5 separate regions of the Homo sapiens genome follow, and all the other regions are linked to region 1. Evidence: chromatin contacts called from ENCODE Hi-C or POLR2A ChIA-PET data. All regions are on one chromosome and are shown on one strand. The core of a region is the stretch at or near the end of the contact, and the rest is flanking DNA. Distances in the headings are between cores, read along the strand shown.

Region 1 (3,746 bases), core at 570-3,069:
TCCACCCCACCCCCCCAGCAATTCCGAACTCTCTCTCTTGTACAGGGAGCAAGGAAGGGGTGCCCCCAAAGAACTGAGCGTCTCCACTGGCGCTGCGTCTAGTGAAGGAAGTGGGCTCCCTGGACAGACGGGTGGGAGTGGAGGGCGTGAGGGGTGTTGTGCTGAAGAAAGGCCCAGGGCAGGGGGTGGTGTAGCGTCTCCTCCCAGACTCTCCAGGCTTCCACCCTCCCTCCGCTCTGCTCGGCAGGGCTGCTGTGGGGGAGATTAGTCGCCTCCCTGTTGATCCATGGCCCCAGGCAGCTGAGCTCTGAACTGCAATTCATCAGGGGCCTCTGGGGCGGGTAATCTGTGCCTCACCAAGCGCCCATTCTTCATTCCTAGCAGGCTGCCTGACAAATGCCTGGCCAGCGGAGATCAGAGGCAAATGCCACGGCAGCTCGGCCCTGTTGTCAGAGCGAGTCACTGGCTGGGAAGATGGATTGGGCCTGGGCCTCGGAGCCAGGGCCACAGCGGCCTCCTTCCGGGACATTGGGAGGGCAGTGCTGAGCCCAGGGCTGCACTGGGAGAGCCACGGAAGGGCCCGAGTGTCCTAGCCTTGGAAGAAAGCCTGGGCCCAGACTCAGTGCCCCCTCCCAGTTTTGGCTGCAGGAGGAGCCTCACAGGCTGGGGACACTTCATAGTTTGCCGTTGAGTGACTGAGGACTTGGGAAGAAATCCTGTTTAGAACTTCAAACGTTCATTCCCAGAGCTTCAACCTGACACTGGAGGGGCAAAGAAGGTGGCATTGGGAGATTGGGGGAGGGTCTCCCCCAGGTGTGGAGGGACCTCATGCCTAGAAGGGACTGGGACGAGCTATGTTCAGGAGTGGCAGCTCCCCAACCCGTTTTGGCAGATTTCATTTTCAGTTTGTAGGCAGTGGGGCCTCAGATGTGAAGGCAAGCTCAGAATTTAGGGAGACTTAGGGTCCCCTGGCAGGGCGGGAGACCAGGGCAGAGCACCTGCCAGGGGACCCTGAGTCTCCCTGAATTCTGAGCTTCCCTTCACAGGGTGCAGGTGACACCAGGTCAGGAACAGTCCTGGAACAGTGGAGGCCCAGCCTGGCCTGTCCTGCTCCTATGGGCTTGCTGGGCTACCTGCTGTCACCCTGAGTGACACCCCGAAGTTCCTCAGCCCCAGGAGGCCGCCAGTCACCGCGGCTGCTACTGTCTCTAGATGTCTAAACTTGGTTCCCTTTTCAAGAAATGCTCACTGTCACTTCCCCAAAGGGCTTCTTTGGTGTCACTGAGAGGAATTCCCCCTGGTGAGCAGGGCAGCAGGGAGGGGAGAAGAGGGCAATGTTCTGAGCTGGGGAAGCAATTTGTGGCCCCGGAAGCCCTGCCTGCAGCTCAGTGCAGACCACACCGTGGAAGGTGGAAAATTGGTTTCACTGCCAGCTCTGCCCTTGGCTTGCTGTGTGACCTTGGGAAGGCCCTGGTCTGTCTCTGGACTTGGCTTTGGAAAAAACAGACACAAGACAAAAGTCCCAAGCTTCAGCTCACACGTCAAGGAGCTGTGACTTTTCAGGGGAAGGGGTAAGGGGAGAGCTGTGGCTGACCCCCTTGTTCCCTCCCGCCCCTTGGATAGCTGTTCTTAGAGAAAAGCTGGATACACCCCCACAGCCCCTGCAAATACACACTTGGCTTCCTCCCGGCAGTGAACACAGAGGCGCCCAGCAAGTGATGAAGGCAGACAAAAAGACACACTTGACAAAGCAAAGGAGATGAGGCTGGCTTGGCCCCGAGCCAGGAGCATGCTGAATTCTCTTGTGGTCTTTGTTTCCTGAATGGCCTATCAATCAGTAACCGAGTGCGTGCCAAACCCAGCCCACACGGGAACCCGGTGTCCTCGGCTCTCCAGTAAATACTACTTCAGGTCTCATGTCCGAGGACCATATGCTCCCAACACAGCTAATAAAATCATCCAGGAGTAGCCTGGAGGCCGCAGACACCCGCCCCAGGGGGCAGGAGGGGGACGAGCCAGGCTGGGCCTCCGCTGTTCAAGAGTGTTCCTGACCTGCTCTCTCTAGCACCCTGGGCACCTGCCAGGGGACCCTGAATCCCCTGAATTCTGAGCTTTGCCTTCACATCTGAGGCCCCACTGCTTATAAGCTACATGAGGGAGGGATTGCATCTGAAAGTTCACCCACCGATCCCAGTGCCTCACCCCCCTTTGGGCACTTAGTGCACCCTCCATACATGTTTACTGAGTGCACACGTGACTGGTTGAGTAGAGGAATGAATGAGTGATTGATTACCAACCAGGTGGACCACCCCTGTCCCTGCTCCATGCCTCCAGGAGCAAGGAAGTTGTGGGGTCAGGGTAGGCAGCTGGGGTGGTCAGAGGTGTGCGTGATCCCTTCTTCCTTGGCCTCACAGCTAAGGTCACAGGCTTTGGAATCAGCAGACCTGGATTTGAGCCCTGGCTTAGCCAATTATGAACTAAGTTTCATGCGCATCCGTGTGAAGAGAACCACCAAACAGGCTTTGTGTGAGCAACATGGCTGTTTATTTCACCTGGGTGCAGGCGGGCTGAGTCCAAAAAGAGAGTCAGCGAAGGGAGATAGGGGTGGGGCCGTTTTATAGGATTTGGGAAGATAATGGAAAATTACAGTCAAAGGGGGTTGTTCTCTGGTGGGCAGGGAAGGGGGGTCACAAGGTGCTCAGTGGGGGAGCTTCTGAGCCAGGAGAAGGAAATTCACAGGGTTAATCACTCAGTTAAGGTGGGGCAGAAACAAATCACAATGGTGGAATGTCATCAGTTAAGGCGGGGCAGGGCCTTTTCACTTCTTTTGTGATTCTTCAGTTACTTCAAGCCATCTGGGCGTATAGGTGCAAGTCACAGGGGATGCGATGGCTTGGCTTGGGCTCAGAGGCCTGACATTCCTGCCTTCATATATTAATAAGAAAAATAAAACAAAATAGTGTTGAAGTGTTGGGGCGGTGAAAATTTTGGGGGAGTGGTATGGAGACAGAATGGACGATGTTTCTCCGGGCTGCTTCAAGCGGGATTAGGGGTGGCGTGGGAACCTAGAGTGGGAGAGATTAAGCTGAAGGGAGGTCTTGTGGTAAGGGGTGATATTGTGGGGTTGTTAGAAGAAACATTTGTCATGTAGAATGATTGGTGATGGCCTGGATACGGTTTTGTATGAATTGAAAAACTAAATGGAATAAGAGAAGGAGAAAAACAGGTATAAAAGGTCTAAGAATTGGGAGGACCTAGGACATTTAATTAGAGAGTGCCTATGGAGATTCAGCATAGTCCTGCCAGCAAAGATTATTTATTTACTTCAAGAGTTAAGAGTGGCAATTTGGAGATAGCACGAGGAGATATCAGCTGTGATGGCTTGGAGAAACAGTATAAACCGGCAGTGTAAACAAGAGCAGGGCATGTATGAGTAGTTGAGAACGGTGAATAGGAGTATGACTAGACAGAAGATAGTAGGGATGACAAGTTTTTTGGGGCACAGTCGAAGTTGGTCTGGTGTCTGGAATGAGACTGGGGCCTAATAAAAAGGAGCATCTATACAGGAGGTTAAATGGGCTGTACCTTGTAGCATTCTGAGGACATGTCTGACTTCTGAGAAGGGAAAGTGGTAAAAGTATTGTCCAGTCCTTTTTAAGTTGGTGGCTGAGCTTGGTGAGGTGTGTTTTTAATAGACCATTAGTCTGTCACTGAATACTAAGAGCCTGAAAAAATGCTTGGCTGAT
Region 2 (3,746 bases), core at 447-2,946, 960 kb after region 1:
TGGGTTGGGTCCTGGTGGATGAAGAAGGTTTGCCATTTGGATCTAGAGGAGAAGCAAGAGAAAAGAACAATGGGTGAGACTGTCTCAAGGAATTTTCCAAGGACAGCAGCAGGCTTGGCTGGTTTGAAGTACAGTGTACATGAAGGCATTAGTAGAAGCTAAGGACAGAGGTTTTCTAAAATGCATCGTCTAGATTCAGCTGTACTGTGAAAAAAACTCAAGTTTTTTTTTTTTTTTTTTTTTTTTTTGGCAGAGTCTCACACTGTCACCCATGCTGGAGTGCAGTGGCACGATCTCGGCTCACTGCAACCTACCCCTCCTGGGTTCAAGCGATTCTCCTGCCTCAGCCTCCTAAGTAGCTAGGATTACAGGTGTGCACTACCGCACCCGGCTAATTTTTTTTTGTAGAGACGGGGTTTCACCATGTTGGCCAGGCTGGTCTTGAACTCCTGACTTCAAGTGATCCAACCACCTCGGCCTCACAAAGTGCTGGGATTACAGGCATGAGCCACCATGCCTGGCTTTCAGGTTTCTTTTAAAAACTCCAGAGCTTACATTTTTACTTTACTGAAAAAATCATCAGATAATTTGCTGTTCACTTCTGTCACGAAAGGCTTATAATGCTGTGCCCCCACCACTCTGCAGGCAAGTGGGGGAGCTCACTCTTCTCAACCTTTTTGCCAGGAAGGAATGCCTGCTGTTTCTTTTAATGGTCCCTCCATCTCAACTGTGTTGCACAAGACTCTACTGTAGGTGCTGTGAGAATGCAGAGATGAAAGGATAACCTGTCCTCAGGGAGCTTCTACTCTACTAGGGGATGTAAAACAAGCTCATAAACAGCTTTGCTATGAAGTGCTAGGTACTGAGTGCTGCAAGAAGTATCACTGAGAAGAGCAGAGCTAGTGTGATCTTCTTAGCATTTCTTAAGGGTAGATGAACAGGGATTGTTGGTGTTATTTAGTTACTTTTTGAGTCAGGGTCTTGCTCTGTCACCTAGGCTAGAGTGCAGTGGTGCAACCACGGTTCACTGCAGCCTCGACCTCCTGGGCTCAAGCAGTCCTCCCACCTCAACCTCCTGAGCAGCTGGGACTACAGGCGCGTGCCACTACACCCAGCTAATTTTTTTTTTCCTTTGGTATAGATGGGGTCTTGCTATGTCGCCGGGGCTGATCTTGAACTCCTGGGCTCAAACAATCCTCCCTTCTTGGCCTCCCAAAATGCTGGTATTACAGGCATGAGCCACCACACCCAGCCATATTGGTATTAGTAAAGGAAAATTAGATGCCATCATATCAGTGTCCATGGTTACCTATTTCCTTGATGGCGATTTGCCACCAGCCAGTATGAGGCCAGGCACTGTGAGAGCACTAAGCAGGCAGCATGCCAAAGGTTTCTTCCCAATTTGTAGAAGTGTCAGGATTTCACATGCCCCATGCTGTCCGTAATCTCCCTGCCTGCCACCCTAGAAGGAAAAACAAGGTTTGTCTTTCTTCTATAGTGGTACACACACTTGATCTTTTTGACTTTGCAAATAAACACAGCAGCATAACCAATCTACACCATGAGATTACCAACTGGAACTCACAAAGAAAACCACATCCTCTTCTCTGAGCTCAGTCAGCCTCAGCTTTATTACTCAGGCCTCATAGAGCAGTAAAATGCTGACAGAGTGGGAGGGGTTACCCCAGAACCTTTAAGGGGAGTATGCAGTCACGTTATTGCTCCCATTTTCTCTCAAAACCCAGTAAGTGAGTCAGGACGAGTCAACATTGACAGATTCAATAGAGAATTGTGCAGGTTGCCCCAAAGTTCCCCGGGAAGGTGGGTGGCGTGCATTGTGTCCATTTGTGCACTTTTCCCCTTGTGTGATCGGACGATCATCCCACCTCTGCACTCTCTTAGCTTTAGTTTGATAAATATTCGAGCATGTAGCTCTTGGGAACCATCTTTCCTCCATGACTTTGGTAGCTGCTGAATTGGCATAAAGGGTTGCCAAAGATTTGATCCTGAATGTCATGTTCCTTGGGCAGTGGGTTAGTCTGTTTGTACCCCCCAAAATGGTCGATAGGGTCTTATTTATAGAGTGTCACAAAGGACTTCTAGACTCAGGGTCAGCATTCTTACCAAAAATCAGACTTGACTTATTTGGTCTTTTACAGTTGATTAAAGACTCTTTCACATGTGTTGTCTTTTCGAGCCCCCAAACAACCGTCATTTTTCAGATCAGGAACCTTGAGGAGAAGCTGAAAGATTTGCCAACACTTTGCTGGTGAGGGAGCTGGGTCCTGACTTCAAGTTTTCTGATCCCCTGGTCATGTATTTTTTCCTTTACGCCTCCTTGCCCACTCTGCACCCTCCAAGCACAGCTGCCAAGTGAAAGATGCTAGCCCTTCCAGGTCTTTGACCTACTGATGATACTGAAACTTGAGCAGACAGAGCCCTGGGGTATCCCCTGACTCCTATTAATACTCTTTTTCATCTGGCTTTTAACTGACATTTGTCTGTCCTGAATCAGAGGCTTCTCCTGGAAATTAAAGTTTCCCTGAGTCATTTGTTCATTTACATATGGGTATATTGTCCCTCATAATTCTGCAAGCAGGGTTCTGTGATTAAATCAATTTCCTTGTTTGTTTTTGTCAGCTGACTCAGCACGTCCTTATGCACTCAGAAATAACATCTCTAAACTGAATATAAATCATGCTAGACTTTATTGAGCCTTTACAGTGTAGTAACCTCTATGAAGCACTCCACACCCATGGAGTCAGTCCAGTTGTACAGATAACTAAGACCCAGCAAAGCAAGATAACTTGCCCGAGCTCCTGCTCCTCAGGAAGCAGCTAAGCCAGGATTCACGGCCAACTCTTCCTGACCCCAGAACTTGTGCTCATGACCCTTGTGCTCAACTCCAGCTTGGCTGAGGGATGAGCTCTGGGCTGGGAGTCAGGAAGGCCCCCTACATGATTTGTCAGGTGGTTGCTTGCTCTGTCTTGGTGCCTACAGGCATCAGACCTGAAGGCGGGGAAGACAGCAGACAAGGCAGAGCCCAAAGGAGGGTGGGTGTTTTGGTTTGCAGAGGCCCCATTCTCAGGGATAAAAACAAGTCTGAGAGAGGGAAGGAAAAGAGCCTTAAAAGACACAGCAAACAAACCAAAACACTGAGGCCTCCAGAAGAGGCAGGAAGGCTCCAACCAGGACTATATACATTTTGTTAGCTTTGCTGTTTCCTCATGGTTAGTAATGATGTTTTAAAAATCTTTAAACAGGAGAGCGCTCATGTTTGTCCTTGCGGAGAGCAAAGAGATGCAACTGATGAGATTTGCATCCAACTATATAATCAGGCTTAAAGGAAAAAAGCACCCCGAGGAATTGAGTGGATGATGTTAGTTATCAAAGAAGACAATATAGGTTTTTGAAAAAGTAAGAAGCGGCTGCTCGCATTGCTTCTTGGCAAAGCAGACAGAATCACCATTTCCTCACTCCCACACAACCATGTTGCCCCACTTCCTGCCAGTGGTTTTTGGTTGGCCCTGGCGCCAACATGCGAGCAGTGCCCACTGAGAGGAATTGGGCAGAGTGGGTAGGACGGGCGGGCTAATCCCACAGAGCAAGTCCTGGTGTAGGTTTTCTTTTATCTTCTCTCTGCTGGCTTTTAGCTTTCTGTAGCAAAATAGTTGGCTTCTGGCTGTTCCTTTTACCTCTTTGCTCAGAGAACTTTCAAAAGATTTCTCACTTGCCATCATCTTTGG
Region 3 (3,746 bases), core at 868-3,367, 720 kb after region 1:
GACACTCTGTGATCATACAGTCATCAGTAAGAATGGTTTCAGTGCTGCTCCTGCAGCTTCCACAGTGAAAGATTTTTTTATTTGCTTTACTAGCCAGCTAAGGTTTCTGTTGAGACACCCAGGGAGATGGTAAAACTGCAGCTGTAGCTGGGCACGGTGGCTCACGCCTGTAATCCCAGCACTTTGGGAGGCTGAGGCGGGGGGATCACGAGGTCAGGAGTTCGAGACCAGTCTGGCCAACATATCGAAACCCCGTCTCTACTAAAAATACAAAATTAGCCGGGCATGGTGGTGTGCGCCTGTAGTCTCAGCTACTCGGGAGGCTGAGGCAGGAGAATGGCTTGAACCTGGGAGGTGGAGGTTGTGGTGAGCTGAGATTGCACCACTGCACTCCAGCCTGGGTGACAGAGTGAGACTCTGTCTAAAAAAAAAAACAAAAACCCAAAAACTGCAGCTGTGAAGCCCAGCACCAAAGTTATAGTCCCTGCTAGAGGCAGCTGAGAGCCATGAAGTGATAGGAGAGGCAGGTCACACCCCATCATTTATCTGGGATGGAATGAGCTCAGCTGATGAAAGGGCTTAACCAATGCAAGAAGCCAAGGCCCACTTCATTCTTATCTTTAGTTGCTAATAAGGGAGCCAATTAGTGTTAATTGTGTTGGCAGTTTGGAACAGCTACCAGGGAATAGATCCAAGACCATTGTGGGATGACCCCTCTGTCCCATCTTAAGTCCCAGCCATTACTCATGGTTGGATAGGGAATTGGAGCACCAGGAGGTGTTCTTTGGTCAGCGAGTAAACACGAGTTATCCTTCCACACATTTACAGTGCCCTGGGTGTCAGTTTTTAATACTGTGCATGCAGTGACCTCACAATACAGTTCTACCATTGAGAGAGACATAGATATGGATGGATCAGGACTAGTCCAAAGGAATACATTTTAACATTGGAATATTCACAATCTTCCCTCCTTTCCACCCAGCCTGCCAAAGACTATTTTGTTGACAGTCTGATTTCCTACCTGCAACCCTCACCTAAAGCAGCTAAGTTAATCTATTTAATAAAGGGAAGGGGAGAGAGGAGGAGGAAGCCTGGGAGCTATGAAGGATGCAGGTAATAGGCAAGGGAAGAAAAAGAGATATGAAATTGCTGGAGTTATTAACTTGATGACCCTCAATGTCCTCGGAGAGTCACTAGGAAGGATGGAATTTTTATTATTTACTTATTTATTTTGCTTAACCGACTGTTGTTTAAACACGACGTGGTTCATTGGACAATGCGCACCACTGCTTCATCAGGGTTATACAAGCAACAGAAATAGTATGTAGGCACTCTGACAGACATCCCTGTAGAATTGTTCAGAGATGGGGGTGGTAGGAAGGAAAATGACGTACCTTCTTTGGCTGTCACCCACCCAATGACTGGAATGCCTGTTTGGACTGGCTTGTCCGCCCTTGAACACGCAAATCCTAGTTTCCCCATTCTCCTATATTCGGTGACAATTAGGTTGACTGTGCAGGGTGAGCTGGATTTTGTAAGAGGAAGGAATTTTACCGAAGAATTCCCCTGCGTTGTTACCAACTTGGTTACAGTTGCTTCAAGAGTGTAGCTATTCCTGCATTTGTGGCCTCAAGGGCTAAAGTGGGACAACGCTGGTATTTTTGGTGATGAGGAAACACTTTTTTTTTGTTAAGGGAGGTTGGGTGATCGTTGAACTGGGACAGAGGTCACAGCAGAGGTCACATTGGCGATTCGAGCGGCGGTGGGGGGTTGGCTTTGGGTCGGGCATCCTGCGCCCCCCACTCGGGAAAGGTGGCGGAGACTTCGAGGTTGGGGGCCCATCGAAGGTTCCCACCGCCAGCTCCCGGAGGGGGGCACCCGGGAGCCAGCGCCTCAGGAACCGGGGCCCACGCGGGAAGGTCGAGCCCGCCGGTGAGGTCACGGTTGCCATGGCTCCGGGCAGTGACGCGCGTCGGCACGTGACCCGCGGTTGCCATGGAGCCGGGCGCCGGTCGGCGAAAGCGCCCCGCCTCCCCGAGTGACGTCCGCGGCCCCCCCTTTCCCGCCCCCCCTTGCCCCCTCCCCCGAGCCGGCTCCCCGCGGCCCCGGAGGTTTCACTGCACAACAAGATGGCGGCGGCGGCGGCGAGCGGAGCTGGCGGGGCTGCCGGGGCCGGGACTGGGGGAGCCGGGCCCGCGGGCCGCCTGCTGCCTCCGCCCGCGCCGGGGTCCCCAGCCGCCCCCGCTGCCGTGTCCCCTGCGGCCGGCCAGCCGCGTCCCCCAGCCCCGGCCTCCCGCGGACCCATGCCCGCCCGTATCGGCTACTACGAGATCGACCGCACCATCGGCAAGGGCAACTTCGCGGTGGTCAAGCGGGCCACGCACCTCGTCACCAAGGCCAAGGTACCGGCGCAGGGGCCAGGCGGCAGTCGGAGCGTGGCGGGGCCGGGAGAGGTCCGCGCCCCCCAGCCGGGGGGTCGGGGCGGCGAGCGCGGCGCGTGGTGGGAGCGTTGGGGGCCGGGAGGCGGGAGGGAGCCAGCCGCGGCGGGGCGGGCGCGGAGCTAGGGACACCTGGGACTCGAGACGGCGGAACTCCAAGCAGGGGGCCGAGGGCACAGAGCACCGGCGCCCAGGAGCCGGGCGCGGGGAGGGGTCCTCGGGGCTGAGGGCAGGCGGGTAAAGGGGATGATTGGAAAGAAGGGGTCGGAACTCCCCGAGGGCCGGGAGACTGTAAGCCCAGAAGACTCTGGAACCAGCAGCTAGGGAATCATAAGGGAATGAGGGCAGGGGCATATGAAATGTGGACCCGGAGGATGGGGAAAAACAAGGGTGAAGTGGCAGACCCGGGCTTGTAAGGGGACCCAGGACGGCTGGGGCACGGACTGGGAATGTGCACGTCTGCAGGGCGCTGGGAGGTCCCAGGATCCTGGTGCCTTAAGACAGAGACAGGAATCCGCATTTGATCATCTAAGACTGATAGATGGTGCGAAGGGGATCCCGAGGAGACACGATTAGTGGAGGAGGCAATGAGGAAAATGGGGAAATAAGGGGGAAATTGCTTTGCTTGTCCACAGGAAGGGGCCCAGGGAATGGGGGAGTGAGGTGGGGGTGGGGGCTGTCCCAGGTTTATGATGGCACTAGGTAGTCAGGGGTTAAACAATTTGGGAGAGCTGATTGCTGGTTATTTTTAGTTGTTGGAGGGTCGGGAATTGTGGGCTTTGTAGAACCCAGGGTGGGCTTTTACTGGTTGGGGGGAAGCTTGTGATTGAAGAACCCAGACACCGGGAGATTACACTCATCGAGCCCTTAGTTCTCAAAGGGATTTGAGGCGCTATAGGAGTGAAATTGGCCAAGGTCAATTAGGAAGCTATATATGTATGCATGTAAAATTCTTTGAGGAAATATGGTAGCACTTTCATGTAGCCTTCGTTGGGAGGACTGGAATCTAAGACATCAGGAGGAATCTTTTGGTTTTGGTGGAACCCGCAAAGCCCATTTTTACTCTAAAATTTTCTTTGCTCAATATCTTACTTGAATGAATACTTTTAATGTAGTCATTCATTATGTTTAGAACTGCAGCTTGTGTTTTCCCTCAGCCTGAGGAATGAAGAACCCTTACAGCTGCTGCCGCCTCCTACCAAAGCCACATCAATTCCCCTCACCTCCTCAGCCTAGCCTCTGGTTGTCATGACCTACCTTGTTTTTGCTTTTTTGGCAGTGGCTTGTTTTCTGAAGCCAGTGACTTAT
Region 4 (3,746 bases), core at 556-3,055, 590 kb before region 1:
GATTCTCCTGCCTCAGCCTCCCAAGTAGCTGCGATTACAGACATGCACCACCAAGCCTGCCTAATTTTTGTATTTTTTGTAGAGATGGGGTTTCACTATGTTGGCCAGGCTGGTCTCGAACTCCTGCCCTCAAGTGATCTGCCCGCCTTGGCCTCCCAAAGTGCTGAGATTACAGGCGTAAGCTACCGCCGCAGGGCCATCTCTTTTGATTTATATAAAATTGTAGAGCTCTATGACAGGTATCTTAACAATCTTAGTAAAGTAAAAGATTTTCTTGCAAGCTTATGAAATTATTTGGGAAAATGTGTAAAATGTTTCACTAGTAGGCTGTGAGGTTCTGCAGGACAGCCTTCAATAACTCATAGTTTGGCTGGTGATGGAGGGAAGGGAGGAGAGAATGGATAAATTACCCGGCTGGCGCTGTGGCTCACACCTGTAACTCTGGCACTTTAGGAGACCGAGGCGGGAGGATCCCTTGAGCCCAGGAGTTAAGAGACTAGCCTGGGCAACATGGTGAAATCCCGTCTCTTAAAACATACAAAAATTAGCTGGGTGTGGTGGTGCGTGCCTGTGATCCCAGCTACTCAGGAGGCTGAGGTGGGAGGATCGCTTGAGCCTAGGAGGTGGAGGCTGCAGTGAGCTGTGATCTGCACTGCACTCCAGCCTGGGCGACAGAGTGAGTCCCTGTCTTCTAGGAAAAAAAAAAAAAAAAAAGAAAGAAAGAAAAAGAAAATACCCAAACCAAACTCAAACACAGCAAAATAGGCTAGAAAGTATTACATTTTTTTTGAAGTTCTGCTTTCTATTCACATTTCATAAACGTAGGCAAAAGTTAAGAGATCCGACCTTCAGTCACTTACTGGAATACAGCACATCTAGGAAAAACTTACGTCAATTTAGCTTATCTCACTTCAGGAATAAAATGAATAGCTTGCCACTGAGAAGACAACTGAAATATTTACTGGCCAAATAAACTAGTACTCAGAGGCTGTGATTATTCAGGGTTGTTGTGAAATACAGCGGTCTACCAGTGAGGCTCTTCAAGCTGAAAAAATTCCACGAATGCTAAGCTTCGTAACAAAGATTATTGTTTATACGGATCCCGTCCTATGCTTCTCGGGGCATGGATACTCATCCATGAAGTCCATTTCCACCTAAAATTTCCCTCGGATTAAAGCGGAAGTATCTTAGAATCCGTCTAGGACAGAAAGCAAAGTCAACGTTCAAAAAAGCTCACCCATCCTTAAACATTTCTGTTGACTTCCAAATACTCCACTGAGAACAACACCACATGTAATGAGGCCGAATTGATTTACTTTCACGTTTCTGCCCTTCCTTTTCTTAGCTCTCCTAACAGAACCATCCCCTCTAGATCCCTGCTCTTAGCGATCTCAGGGGGCGTAATGGTTGCAGCTGCCGGGCAACGCCGGGCTTCCTTCACACTACCTCTCTTCCCAGTCGTGGTTAGAATTCAGGAACTTCTAGGTTGTGTAGAGAACCCAATCTGCAGGTCAGACGAGTGGAAGGCTAGAAAAGAGTCGCCAACCTGCTTCCTGCTCCCTCCACCTGCAGGCCATCCCGCCCCGGCACCCGCAGGCCCCTCGGGTCTTCGCAGCCCGCTTCTTCCTCTCAGGCCATCGCAGGCCTCCCTGCCGCCCGTGTGCCCGCCTCGGCGGTCTCACATCGCGCTCACCGTTCACCAGCGCCGGGGTCTTCTCCACAAGGTTACGGACAAATTGGGCCATGGTTCTGGAATGGAGAGTCCGTCGCCCCGAACCGCCGGCTGAATGTCACCCGCCGGAAGGACCCGCTGCAGGACCCCGTCCCACTTCCAAGGTCAGGCCGCCTCTTTTCGCGCCGGTCGAAGATACTTAAATGTCCAAAGATCTTTGCAGAATCCAGCCTGTCAATTTAATTTTTCAACATGGAAGAGAAAGTGGATATGAAAAGATGGTATTAGAGAGCATGTGAAGAACAGTAGGATTCCGCAGAGAAGCAGGCATTTTGTGGGGCAGCCACTCGTAGAGGTCCGGAAAACCGGCAAGGAGCGGAAATGCGCATGCGCCCTGAACCTGCAGTGCTTTTCTTGGCGCCGACCTCCGCTATTTTGCGTAGGGTGCTTTCGCCGCGATTCTGAGAACCTTTGAAGTCAGTACTGGAGAAGGATTCGCTGAGATTCTTCTAGTCCAACACGATCGTTGTACAGAGGTAGAGAGGGTCCAAGGCCAAACATATAAAGTTAGGGGCCGAGCAATCACCACACAGGCTGTCACCAGGCTCAACCCATAGCCCTTTTTATTTGAGACAGTCTCGCTCTGTCGCCCAGGCTGAAGTGCAGTGGCACGACTTCGGCTCACTGCAACCTCTGTCCCCCGGGTTCCAGCGATTGTTGTGCCTCAGTCTCCCTAGTAGATGGGACTACAGGCGCCCGCCACCACGCCTGGCTAATTTTTGTACTTTTAGTAGAGACGGTGTTTCACCATGTTGGCCAGGCTGGTCTCGAACTCCTAGCTTCAAGTGATCCACCCGCCTTGGTGCTGGGATTACAGGCGTGAATCACCGCGCCTGGCCCCATAGCCCTTTTAAAGTTGATTTTTTGTAATCCCAATCTCCCCAAAGTGCTGTATCACGATTGGAATCCATTTCCCCTAATTCCCTAGTTAACCACAAGGAGCTGTGCAGATGTGAGGAAAAAATCACCTGTATTGAACGCCCACACTATGCCAGGCATTTTGGAATTTAAAGAAAGCCTGTAAGGCATTGTCCCCATTGAGACTGGGCTTGAAAAATGGCCACACAGTTTGGAAGTGGCAGAGTTGAGATCTGAAGTTGCAATGTATACTCAGAGAGGGGGCATTCCATCAGATTAGGCATGGTGCTGATTTCAGCATACTTCCTAGAAAAGATCCTTGAGCCGATGTGTAAGAGAACAGCTGTATACTACAGAGGGCTGAAACTTCATAGTTTAATATGAGGAGGAAAAGATGTATGTAGGGAAGTGGCATTTGATGAGAGGAACAGAACTATAAGTAATGTAACCTGGGGAAGTCTGAGCAGAAGTAAATCTCCGATTTTTGGAATGGTTAGAGAGATGGAAAGAAAAATTAGAAGTGTAATCAAGGAACTAAGAACTTTTCAATGAAGGAGTGATTCTGCTGCCCTAGATACTGCAGAAAAGTCAAATTAAGGATGGGAAAGTTAATTTAGCAATATGGCAATCTTTAACTAACTAGCGCCTTTTCAAAAAATTAGGATAGAATCCAGGGTGAATGGTGAAGAAATATGGCTGTAAAGGATTACAAGTCAGAAAACCAAAGGGGGATGTGGAACTCAGGGGAGAAATTGAAGACAGAGAAGAGGCAGTCATTTATTTATTTAGAGATGGGGTCTTGCCACATTGCCCAGGCTGGCCTGAAACTCCTGGCCTCAAGAGATCATCCCACTTCAGCCTCTTGCTTAGCTCTGGGATTACAGGCACAGGCCATCCTGCCTGATAAAAAGGGATATTGACAAGAGCCCTGATGAGGCAGGAAAAGAGAACTAGCCAGGGATCTATGGGGCCTTTTCCACAGATGTGATTATGGGAGAGAGGTCTGAAAGTCTTCAAAGTCTCTGAAGTCTTTATCTTCCCAGCAAAATGAAGGCAAAGTCATCGGACTGTGAGGGGTCAATGGGAGGGGGGTATGAGAAGGAATTTGAGGAAGGAGGCCAAAGTTTGGAATAGCTGAAGGACACACAGAAGGGTT
Region 5 (3,746 bases), core at 114-2,613, 520 kb before region 1:
AAAGCTGAGATTACTTCTTGGCTCTTCCCAGGGATTCCTTAGGATGCAGGGTGGAGGAAGGTGTGGCAAGCCCATCACCAGGCCTTTCTCCCAGGGTCTTATTGAAGTTTGGGTTTTGGCATAAGAGATCTAAGGGTTGCCCTAGGAGGCAGAGGATGGTTCCCTGATCTTAAAGGCTCTCAACCTCTCCTCTCTCCTCCCTTCCCCCACAGTGTGCCAGAGCTGTGTGGAGCTGGATCCAGCCACCGTGGCTGGCATCATTGTCACTGATGTCATTGCCACTCTGCTCCTTGCTTTGGGAGTCTTCTGCTTTGCTGGACATGAGACTGGAAGGCTGTCTGGGGGTTAGTGGAAGAGCAGAGCATGAGAGTGTGTTTGTGTGTGTGTGTGTGTGTGTGTGTGTGTGTGTACCAGTGAGCTTATGCACCAGCTAAGGAATGGGGCTGGTGGTAGGTTTAGTCTCAGCTGGGAGTTACTCTTGCAATCTCCTAAAGACTCCTAGAACTTTGACTGTTGAAAGAACTTGTGTGTTCATATCACTCATGCAGACTTCTGAGGGTGTGGGAGGGTGGATCTCACAGTCCCATCTGCTAGGCCATTGATGTCTCTCTCTGGTTCTTCTAGCTGCCGACACACAAGCTCTGTTGAGGAATGACCAGGTCTATCAGGTGAGCGTTGAGGGGAAGGAGGCAGGAATGAAGGGAGGGTAAGTGGGGATAGAGAGGCTCACACTGAATGCTGTTTGCACGTGGGAAGGGTCCTACTGGGGAGTTCATTGCTGGGTGTGACTGGAGAGGTCAGGCAGGAGCTCTCATCGTCAGGGCCTGCTGGGGCCCTTCCTTGAAGAGTTCTAACCCTGCCTCCTGACCGTTTTCTCTTCTCCTCTCTTAGCCCCTCCGAGATCGAGATGATGCTCAGTACAGCCACCTTGGAGGAAACTGGGCTCGGAACAAGTGAACCTGAGACTGGTGGCTTCTAGAAGCAGCCATTACCAACTGTACCTTCCCTTCTTGCTCAGCCAATAAATATATCCTCTTTCACTCAGCAGGTGCCTGGGCTTCTTAAGGCTCCTGGGCAAGGCGTGGGAGTTGTCCTGACTTGCTTGGGATCTCGCCCTCCTACCTACCTGTTTCTTCCTTCATCTCCTTCCTTCCTCTGCCTCACACAGACAGTGTGTTGGGCAGTCTCTCGCCACATCCTGGCTGTCTGGTGTTTCTAGCCCACAGGGCTCCCTGGGTGAAGGGTCTGCGCCACCACGTTCCCACAGCTACTTGTTGACTCCAGTCCCTATCACAACCCTTTTAGGGTTTTGGCTGCCTCATCCAGCCGAGGGCAGGCTGCTGTGTTCAGGAGCCCAGCCGCACAGAAGTTTCCATGATGTCATGAATGGGAGTGGCAGAGACAACAAGGGGCCCTGGGACTAGTTTCTCACCAAGACTCAGAGGGTGTGTGTAACAAAGTCCCACTGCTGCTAAGGGGATGGCCTCAACTCTACGGCCCTGCTGACCAGGTGCCACTAGCTGTAAGGAGGTCTCACCTAAGCCCCTTTCGTATCCCTTTCCCCTGTATCAAAGGCACCATTTTAGCTTCCTTTCGCCAGGACCTGTCTCTGGCTTGCTCCTGCCTTCTGCATGATAAATGGGGATCAGAAACCCTTCACCAATTAAAGCACATTATCCCGCTCCATCTACCTGGAAAGCAGGAGTTTGAGACAGGGATTTTTTTTTTTTTTGAGATGGAGTCTTGCTCTGTTGCTCAGGCTGGAGTGCTGTGGCATGATCTTGGCTTACTGCAACCTCTGTCTCCTGGAGTCAAGTGATTCTCCTGCCTCAGCCTCCTGAGTAGCTGGGATTGCAAGCATGTGTCACCAAGTTCAGCTAATTTTTGTATTTTTAGTAGAGACAGGGTTTCATCATGTTGGCCAGGCTGGTCTCGAACTCTTGACCTCAAATGATCCACTCACTCAGCCTCCAAAAGTGCTGGGATTAGAGGCATGAGCCACTGCACCTGGCTGAGACAGGGATATTTTCAATAGATGTCATCTTCTATTACTTCTAATGGTAGTGGTTCTAGGCTGGGCACAATGGCTCATGCATGTAATCCCAGCACTTTAGGAGGCAGAGGCAAGAGGATCACTTGAGCCTAGGAGTTCAAAACCAGCCTGGGCAACATAGCAACATCCCGTCTCGACCAAAAAAAAAAACAAAATCAGCTCAGTGCAGTGGTGGGCACCTGTAGTCCTAGCTATTTGGGAGGCTGAGGTGGGAGGATTGCATGAGGCTGGGAATTGGAGGCTGCAGTGAGTTATGATTGTGCCACTGCACTCCAGCCTGGGCTACAGAGTGAGACCCTATCTTAAAAAAAAAATAGCTATGGTTCTGAAACTTTGGAGGCCTGAGGGATTTATTAAAAATATAAATGCAGCCAGGCATGGTGGCTCACACCTGTAATCCCAGCACTTTGGGAGGTTTAGGCGGGCAGATCACAAGATCAGGAGATTGAGATCATCCTGGCCAACATGGTGAAACCCCGTTTCTACTAAAAATACAAAAATTAGCTGGGCATGGTGGTGCACGCCTGTAATCCCAGCTACTCGGGAGGCTGAGGCAGGAGAATTGCTTGAACCCGGGAGGCGGAGGTTGCAGTGAGTCAAGATTGCGCCACCGCACTCCAGCCTGGTGACAGAGCGAGACTTGGTCTCAAAATAAAATAAAATAAAATAAAATAAAATAAAATAAAAGTGCTAGAGACGCACTCTAGGCAGGGTGTTTCCAGTTGATTCTGAAACAGCCCAAATTCAGAGTCTCTTGTTTAGAGGGAGAATAGAGGCCACTTTCTCTCTTATGTCTTTTATGCCTGTTCCTGGATCCCAGAGCAGGGGATTCCTTCTTTTGTTCTCTGATTACACAAATAATTTAAAGAGCCTCTGGAAAGTTTAATGACTGAGAATTTCATAGACCTGGGTTCCCAAAGGAGAAAAGAATTAGTAACCACATAGCCAGAAAATTGGATGATTCTGCCCACCATCTTCTCAAGATACATTCAGACCCTAATTTCATGAGAGACAGAACAAATGTCTAATTCACATGTTTCATTCATAGTTCTGAGTTATCCCTATCCTTTTTATCCCTACTCCTGCAGTCGTCCTAACCCAAGATCCTGCTTTCCCACTGGATTCTCTACCTTGGGCATCCCTTCCATGGCTTGTATCTAACCAAAACTTTGGATCCTTCTCGCGTTCCACACATTCATAATACCTTGTATTCCTCGGATTCATTTACATCCCTCATTCCCCAGTTCTCAACATTGGCTGCACATTGGAATCTTCTGGGACCTTTAAAAACACTGGTGCCTGGCCAGGTGCAGTGGCTTATGCCTGTAATCCCAGTACTTTAGGAGGCTGAGGTGGGTGGATCACTTGAGCTCAGGAGTTCGAGACCAGCCTGGGCAATATTGGAGAAACTCCATCTTTACAAAAATACACAAAAAAATTAGCTGGTGTGGTGATGCGCACCTGTAGTCCCAGATACTTGGGAGTTTGAGGTGGGAGGATCACCTGAGCCTGGGGAGGTCAAGGCTACAGTGGGCCATGATTTCACCACTGCACTCCAGCCTGGGCGACAGAGTGAGACCCTGTCTCAAAAAACAAAACAAACATGTACCCTAAAACTTAAAGTATAATAATAATAAAATTAAAAAAAAGTTAACAATACTTAAATGCTGATATGAAGTCAATAAATCTTATG

What was found. A loop is a pair of places that touch in the nucleus more often than their neighbours do. ChIA-PET counts read pairs that join two places held with the same protein, here RNA polymerase II (POLR2A). Pooled maps may share reads with other maps.
Region 2: a loop to region 1 is called in a map of naive thymus-derived CD4-positive, alpha-beta T cell, with 5 times the contacts of the local background. The contact joins two enhancer-like sites. A Hi-C loop is called at or near these places in 1 of 168 maps with a recorded cell type or tissue (naive thymus-derived CD4-positive, alpha-beta T cell), 1 of 37 single-sample maps with no recorded cell type and 10 of 50 pooled maps.
Region 3: a pooled map shows a loop between it and region 1 (9-fold over the local background). The contact joins the promoter of SIK3 here to the enhancer-like site in region 1. A Hi-C loop is called at or near these places in 2 of 37 single-sample maps with no recorded cell type and 7 of 50 pooled maps. POLR2A ChIA-PET finds 5 or more read pairs at or near these places in 1 of 52 experiments (OCI-LY7).
Region 4: a loop to region 1 is called in a pooled map, with 5 times the contacts of the local background. The contact joins the promoter of ATP5MG here to the enhancer-like site in region 1. A Hi-C loop is called at or near these places in 6 of 50 pooled maps.
Region 5: a pooled map shows a loop between it and region 1 (4-fold over the local background). The contact joins two enhancer-like sites. A Hi-C loop is called at or near these places in 6 of 50 pooled maps. POLR2A ChIA-PET finds 5 or more read pairs at or near these places in 2 of 52 experiments (T-cell and activated naive CD4-positive, alpha-beta T cell).

The regions. Positions count from the first base shown.
Region 1 is chr11:117,813,069-117,816,814 of GRCh38, reverse strand. It overlaps a transcript of DSCAML1 not described here. Among named protein-coding and RNA genes, the nearest start is that of FXYD2, 9.8 kb to the left of the region's middle. RefSeq lists enhancers at 1,559-1,638, 2,428-3,005. Within about 2 kb of position 1,819, at least 12 of the 41 ENCODE cell types and tissues checked have a DNase peak (open chromatin) inside an H3K27ac peak, as active enhancers do.
Region 2 is chr11:116,851,586-116,855,331 of GRCh38, reverse strand. All of the region lies in intron 21 of SIK3 (SIK family kinase 3), which reads left to right. It also overlaps APOA1-AS. Among named protein-coding and RNA genes, the nearest start is that of APOA1, 16 kb to the right of the region's middle. RefSeq lists a silencer at 2,304-2,373. Within about 2 kb of position 1,696, at least 14 of the 41 ENCODE cell types and tissues checked have a DNase peak (open chromatin) inside an H3K27ac peak, as active enhancers do.
Region 3 is chr11:117,096,799-117,100,544 of GRCh38, reverse strand. It overlaps SIK3 (SIK family kinase 3), which reads left to right and starts at 2,117. Exons shown (of 25, transcript NM_001366686.3): 1 at 2,117-2,402. The coding sequence starts at 2,130. RefSeq lists silencers at 1,929-2,108, 2,189-2,238 and an enhancer at 3,560-3,609.
Region 4 is chr11:118,399,665-118,403,410 of GRCh38, reverse strand. It overlaps ATP5MG (ATP synthase membrane subunit g), which reads right to left and starts at 1,805. Exons shown (of 3, transcript NM_006476.5): 1 at 1,694-1,805. The coding sequence starts at 1,745. The region is part of intron 3 of LOC100131626 (a long non-coding RNA gene); the gene reads left to right. RefSeq lists enhancers at 32-622, 1,081-1,944, 2,065-2,144.
Region 5 is chr11:118,336,373-118,340,118 of GRCh38, reverse strand. CD3D (CD3 delta subunit of T-cell receptor complex) reads left to right here. Exons shown (of 5, transcript NM_000732.6): 3 at 213-344; 4 at 625-668; 5 at 892-1,044. The coding sequence ends at 957. Among named protein-coding and RNA genes, the nearest start is that of CD3D, 4.5 kb to the left of the region's middle. RefSeq lists an enhancer at 1,350-1,499. Within about 2 kb of position 1,363, at least 7 of the 41 ENCODE cell types and tissues checked have a DNase peak (open chromatin) inside an H3K27ac peak, as active enhancers do.